2 separate regions of the Homo sapiens genome follow, and region 1 is linked to region 2. The links are chromatin loops, found by intact Hi-C in ENCODE. Cell type or tissue: PC-9. All regions are shown on one strand. Each heading gives the region's core, and the rest is flanking DNA. Links, peaks and the distances in the headings are about the cores only. Region 1 has its middle 18 kb from the start of CDC42EP3. Region 2 overlaps LOC107985869 (a long non-coding RNA gene).

Region 1 (2,921 bases), core at 278-2,777, 79 kb before region 2:
CTGATAGGAGAATTATTCTATTTTCTTCTCCTGCCTAGTGAAACCTATGGGATCACATGAGGCCATTTATTTGTCAATTATATCTTTGGTTGAGGCTGTCATCATATCTCACCTGGTTCCTTTACACCTTCTCCCCAGATCCCATTAGTCACCAAGTCAAATAGATTGGACCACCGCATGTGGCTTCTCATAGCCATCAGGATAAAATACAAAGTACTCAGCTGACTACAAAAATATTCTGTCATTCCCTGGCTGTGCCTACCTCTCTAACCTCATCTTCTACCATCCCCAGTGTCTTACTCCATTTTCACGCTGTTAATAAAGACAAACCTGAGACCAGGTAATTTATAAAGGAAAGAGGTTTAACTGACTCACAGTTCAGCATGGCTGGGGAGGCCTCAGGAAACTTACAATCATGGTGGAAGGGGAAGCAAACACGTCCTTCTTCACACGGTGGCAGCAAGGAGAAGTGCTGAGCAAAAGGGGGAAAAGCCCGTCATAAAGCCATCAGATCTCATGAGAACTCACTCACTAACACGAGAACAGCATGAGGTTAACCACCCCCATGATTCGATTACTTCCCACTGGGTCCCTCCCATGACACACAGGGATTATGGGAACTACAAGATGAGATTTGGACGGGGACAGCCAAACCATATCACATGGCATCCCACACTGCTATGTTCTTTCACCTCACTCTGTGCAGTGCTGCCTCCTCTTTCTAGAATGCCCTTCCCCTGCTCTCCATCTGACTATCTGCTACCTCCATATCCTCCAAGTCTCAATAGAAGCATCACTTCCTCTGTGAAGTGCTCTGGGGTCCTTTTTACTGGGTGATTTTTCCCTCCTTGCCCATGACTCTGTTCCATTTCATATCTCTTGGGATGTACACCCCAGCCCCTTCCTTCATATATTCTCACTCATCCTTTAAGATTCCCCCTGGTCAACCCCCTTTCCTTAGTCAGAGTTAATTATCCTCTGCTCTGGCCAATAATTAATACTTTGTTTATTCCTCCATTATAGTACTGAGTTGCATCTGACTTGGGATAGTTGCTAGCATGCTTTGTCTGGCGTTTTCACCTGATCACAAAGAATTTTAGAATAGGCACTTACCTTCATCTTTTGTTTTAGGACAATGCCTGGCATAACACCTGTTGATTAAATTAATTACCTTTTCTGTGGTTTCTTGGGCCTCTCTAATCAACCAGACATCGCAAACCAGACACAGAGACTGCCCCAGTTAGCCTCATTTCTGAACATTCTAACAGGCAGGCTATGCCAGTCTGTATAGGACTTAGAGAGCCTCAAACACCCAAGAAATTGAATTTACAGCATGTTTATTTCTTCTCTCTAGATATGTATTCTGCAATCATGACCAAACAGAAGGACTAAATCTGGATCAGAATCTGAAATGTAAAAAGGCTACTTGTCAACCACGCCATTGTTTTCCGTTGGAGCTAGCAGAGCAGCCTCGGCTGCACATTCCTGGGACGTGAATAATATCGGTTGTGATTACACTTCAGTATCTCATCCATTACCAGCCCTGTGAACACTGAATATAACCTAATTAGGAAATGCGAAGGGCCCTTTGCTAGGGATGAGTGCTGGGGCAGCAGAGGTCCACATGCCTTCCCGACACAGGGATTCACCGGGTTTCAGACACAGGTTTGGATCCTGCAGGGCTCAAGGACAGACTTTACTGGTCTAGTCCACATTCCTTGTATAATCACCAGTAAGCTGAGAATGTGACACCTTGGATTCCATCCTATGTTACACTCCTCTTTAAATGCATTGCAAAGGAGATATGCCAGGACTGATAAGTCAGTCAATTTCAAATAGGTATTAAAGTATTAATGAAGTGATTAACTCTCTCTGACTAAAACATTTTTTTGTTTACTGGTTTCTACTGGCCTTGAATAGGAATTTCAAATTTGTTGTTGACAATTGGCTTCTCATCTTTCACTGAATTCTTCTAAGCTTGTTTGTCTTTTCCTACACAGCTCTTAAAATGCTTTCAGAGGACTGAATTCTATCTTCCAAAGTGCAGAGAACAGAGCACTAAGGATGTCTGCAGGCTTAATTACAAAGGATGTGATTCTATTCTTATTGTTCCATAACTTTTCTTTGTAGTAAAAGCTGCTGCATTCATTTATTCAATCCTCTGTCCCTGCATTCATCTGACACTTGCTGAGCACCTGCTATAGCACAGATTCACGTCATGCCCATGGCTGGCATCCAGCATTTATAGGGTAACTGGCAGGAGAAAAGAAGAGGCCTGTGGCCATGAGGCAGTGAGATGGAGTCACCTGCTCTGGGAGTCAGCACCCCGCCACTCACACAGAGCCCAGCCAACTGAGCTAACTGATAAGTCAACCTTAATTCTGCTCTAAAATATTTTTCATCAAACCACCCTCTGCTGAATCAATGTACATTCCTATAACCTGTATCTTGCCCTAGTAATGTGTGACCTTCAATGTCATGGTCCAAGGTTTTGCTGCTGGGACATGTGGTCTCGGAATGATCATCAGAATCCTTCACTACATGCTCTAAACCATCATTAGATGCTCTACAGTTTGTCACTTGTTTCCAAGTGTCCTATGTCCACCTCATTTTATAGAACTGGGCTTCACTTGAGTTCTCATTCTGGGTACCTAGTATATTTCCCTGCAATTCTAATTGCTGGGTTCTCTCCCCAGGGAATGGAGCCTGGCTTTGGCATAGATCTCCATGAAGTACTGGGATTTCAGATGGCACCCACTCAATTTTGTTCACCCAGCTCTGACCATGAACGAACCATTCTGCTACTTCTGCCTTCTAACCTGGTGTTTGCCTGCATTTTATCTGGACATTGCTCAATTGTCTTGGTTGCTATGTCCCACCTGCTTGTCTGAATTTCTGTTGTTACTCCAGTCCCTGCCTGT
Region 2 (2,921 bases), core at 123-2,622:
ACTCTAATATGCTAAAATTTATTGACTGGACAAAAATCTCCTCCACAGATGCAATTATTCACATACTCATTGGTCAAATATTTAGTGCATGCCTTGAGGATACACCACAAATCAACCCCTTCTCTGCTCCTCTTCCCCAGTCTCCAAAATCTACCTCCTACCTCCAACCCCACACTCACATGGAATTGCAAATAGCTTGATTGGATAAGCATGGACATCAGAGAAAACTCTCTGATACATTTTTGACACTTGCTAATAAAAGTATGTTGGGTGTTTTTCTTTCTACCTAAGGATGTTCCACCCATCATGGAGGGAAAATGGGGCTAAGAGAAGCCTGCCTCAGCTGGTGGGGTCATATCCACTCACAGATGTTAAGGAGTCTCCATGACAATGAGGACTTGAGGTGGGGAAGAAGAGACCCAGATATCTGCTTTGCCTTCTGTTCAAAAGCCAAGTGTCTGATTTTTCAAGTCTAGGGCTTTAAAACAAAAATCTCATTTGCAACATGCAGTCAGCAGCGGGGTGCCAAGCTCAGGACCTACCCCAAGGGGCTAGCAGCACTGTAGCCTCTGAGACCACCGTGCCACCTGGCTGTGCATTCAGATGTCATCCCTCCCCTCAGCAGGGCCAGGCTGACCACCAGACCGGCTGTAGAACCAGTTATTTGTACACCATGTTTGAAATGGACCTCAGAAATGGTACATTTGGTGAAAGTCAGGGTGTTCATAGAATTTATTATCCAAACTGGACATTTTTGAAAGAGAGAACTATTAATAATCATGCCAGGTCAACAGGCATGAGTGGAGCATGCCCCACAAAGACTTGGACACATGGCCATACCTGTATTTTTCTGTTTAGCAATTTGCAATTACTGCACACTTGAAGCATGTGTAGCTTCCCTGAGGCTCCACCTCTAGGGTTATACTGCCTGGAAATGTATTTTGGGGAAAAACAAACTTGTTGAAGAAAATGTCCTCACAAATGTGTAGCAATAACTCTAGGGGAAGTCACATTCCCACTTGTCTTGCCCATTGTGGTTAGAGGAGATTCTAGAATTAGAAAAGAAACCAAAAAATGAAAGATCTGCTCTAAGGGCTTAATTTTGCCCTTCAGGAAACAAACATACAGAGTGGCCCGTGGGTTCTTTAAAAATGTTCCCCATCAATCTTCCACCTCCTGTTCCTTCAACTGCCTCTATCTTATTTCACTTTTTGAAAAAAGTTGTTTTATCTCTGGCCTAGAAACTTTGGTACAGTTTGTCAATATCAGGAAGTCCATTAAGTAAGATTGCATATTATCCTTGCCAGAGCACGGCTGGCTGTCCAGCAGACATCATTTTATGTTTTTGTCTTTCTTTATTTGAAATACCTTTGATGTATCATCTCAGACAAAAAATGTAGTTGTTCAACAGCTCAGGGAAGAAAGCCTGAGCTTGCCACAGGAGGAGACAGGGCTAAGGCTGGGGAGTTGGGGGGAGTGTAAATAAAGTAGAGGACTGGGCAGAGCTACAAGAAATATTTAGCATTCCTGGCTTCCCACAAAGGGTAGGTCAAGGAGAGGGAATGAGCAGTTGGGATGGAGCGTACACCACAACTATTCTTTTTCGGTCCTAATCCAGTCCACTGTGACACATAAATGTCCCCAGTGGGCAGACCCCGAGTTTATTGTGTTGTGTGGCAAATGCTGAGTAATTACACACGATGCCTGTCTATATGCAGGATGGGGTCAAACTCTGTGGCAAAGACACAGCTGCTGGTTTCATGGCTGTGTGACAAATCCACTTTTGCTAACAATCGTCAAAGCCATATTCATAACACTATGTGTTTAAGGGATTGAGCACTAAAAGTCCGCTTCCACAGGCCCCTGTCAAAACAAAGTCCACTTCTTTACAGTGTGCCCACAGGCTGTCTGTGTCAAAAACCTGGTGTCACTTTTTGGAGTGGGATCTTGGAAGAGGAGCCATGCTCACTGTTGTTTGCCTGGATAGTGAATTGAAGATGGGGCTCTCTTTTCTTGAAACTCTCGGCGGGGTGGGGGGGGAAAGAAACGCGCCTTAGCATCCAAAATAAAGACAACCACACATACACCAAAACAGAAACAGCCATTTTGTTTTTAAAAGATCTGGTCATTGACAGGCTTTCTTTCTGCCCCGCCACTATGGTCTTCTCGGGTTAATTCATCTCCTGCTGCTGCAGGATCTATAAAATACTGTATTGAGATGACTTCAGTAGGTTTCCAACAGTGGGATTTTCCAGCTACTGGAAATACCCAAGGCCAGTGTAAACTCATTTGTTTTTCTTAATTTGAGCCTTAATTGCAGAGCCTACTTTTTGCTGGATGCTAATCCTCTCAAGCACTTCTGAGGCAAACACTCTAGGAGAGGATGTGGACAGAAGTACCCACGGAAAAGGGGACACTGTGACAAAGGGGTCAGCAGGTGAACAAATGTCACATATACCTCCTCTGTGTCATGCGGATGAGCAGGTTCCAGGTGATGAAAGTGAGAAGGTGCCTCCCATTGCAGGGCCCTAGCAACATAATGCTGTTCAGAATGCTCTTAATACAGAAGTGCCTATATTAGTCAGTGTTCTCCAGAGAAAAGGAACTACTGGGAGAGAGAGAGATTAGAAGGAATTGGCTCACACAATTATGGAGGCTGGCAAAGCCCAAGATTTGTAGGGTGAGTTGACAAGCTGGAGACCCAGGAGAGCCAATGGTGTAGTTACAGTATGAAGGCGGGCAGGCTTGAGGTACAGGTACACTTCAAGTCCAAAGGCAGCAAACAACTAATTTTTCCTTCTAGTTCAAAGGTCATCAGGCAGAATAGTTTCTATCATGTTTAGAGGAGGGTCAGCCTTTTTGCTCTATTTGGACCTTCATCTGATTGGATGGGGTCCACCTACATATGGTGGGCAATCTGC

Evidence for each region. Peaks named below come from ENCODE experiments on the same cell type or tissue, not always from the same donor. Only the 100,000 strongest peaks of a DNase experiment are listed, where the experiment ranks them.
Region 1: a loop joins it to region 2, with 8 times the contacts of the local background. A loop is called at or near these places in 16 of 110 quality-filtered maps.

What each region holds. Positions count from the first base shown.
Region 1 is chr2:37,687,704-37,690,624 of GRCh38, forward strand. No RefSeq gene overlaps it. Among named protein-coding and RNA genes, the nearest start is that of CDC42EP3, 18 kb to the left of the region's middle. In PC-9, for the core only: no CTCF peak of the experiment used is centred there; DNase peaks (open chromatin) are centred at 1,628 and 2,278; H3K4me3 peaks cover 376 bases; H3K27ac peaks cover 2,145 bases.
Region 2 is chr2:37,767,159-37,770,079 of GRCh38, forward strand. All of the region lies in intron 2 of LOC107985869 (a long non-coding RNA gene), which reads left to right. Among named protein-coding and RNA genes, the nearest start is that of CDC42EP3, 97 kb to the left of the region's middle. In PC-9, for the core only: no CTCF peak of the experiment used is centred there; a DNase peak (open chromatin) is centred at 1,473; H3K4me3 peaks cover 461 bases; H3K27ac peaks cover 2,244 bases.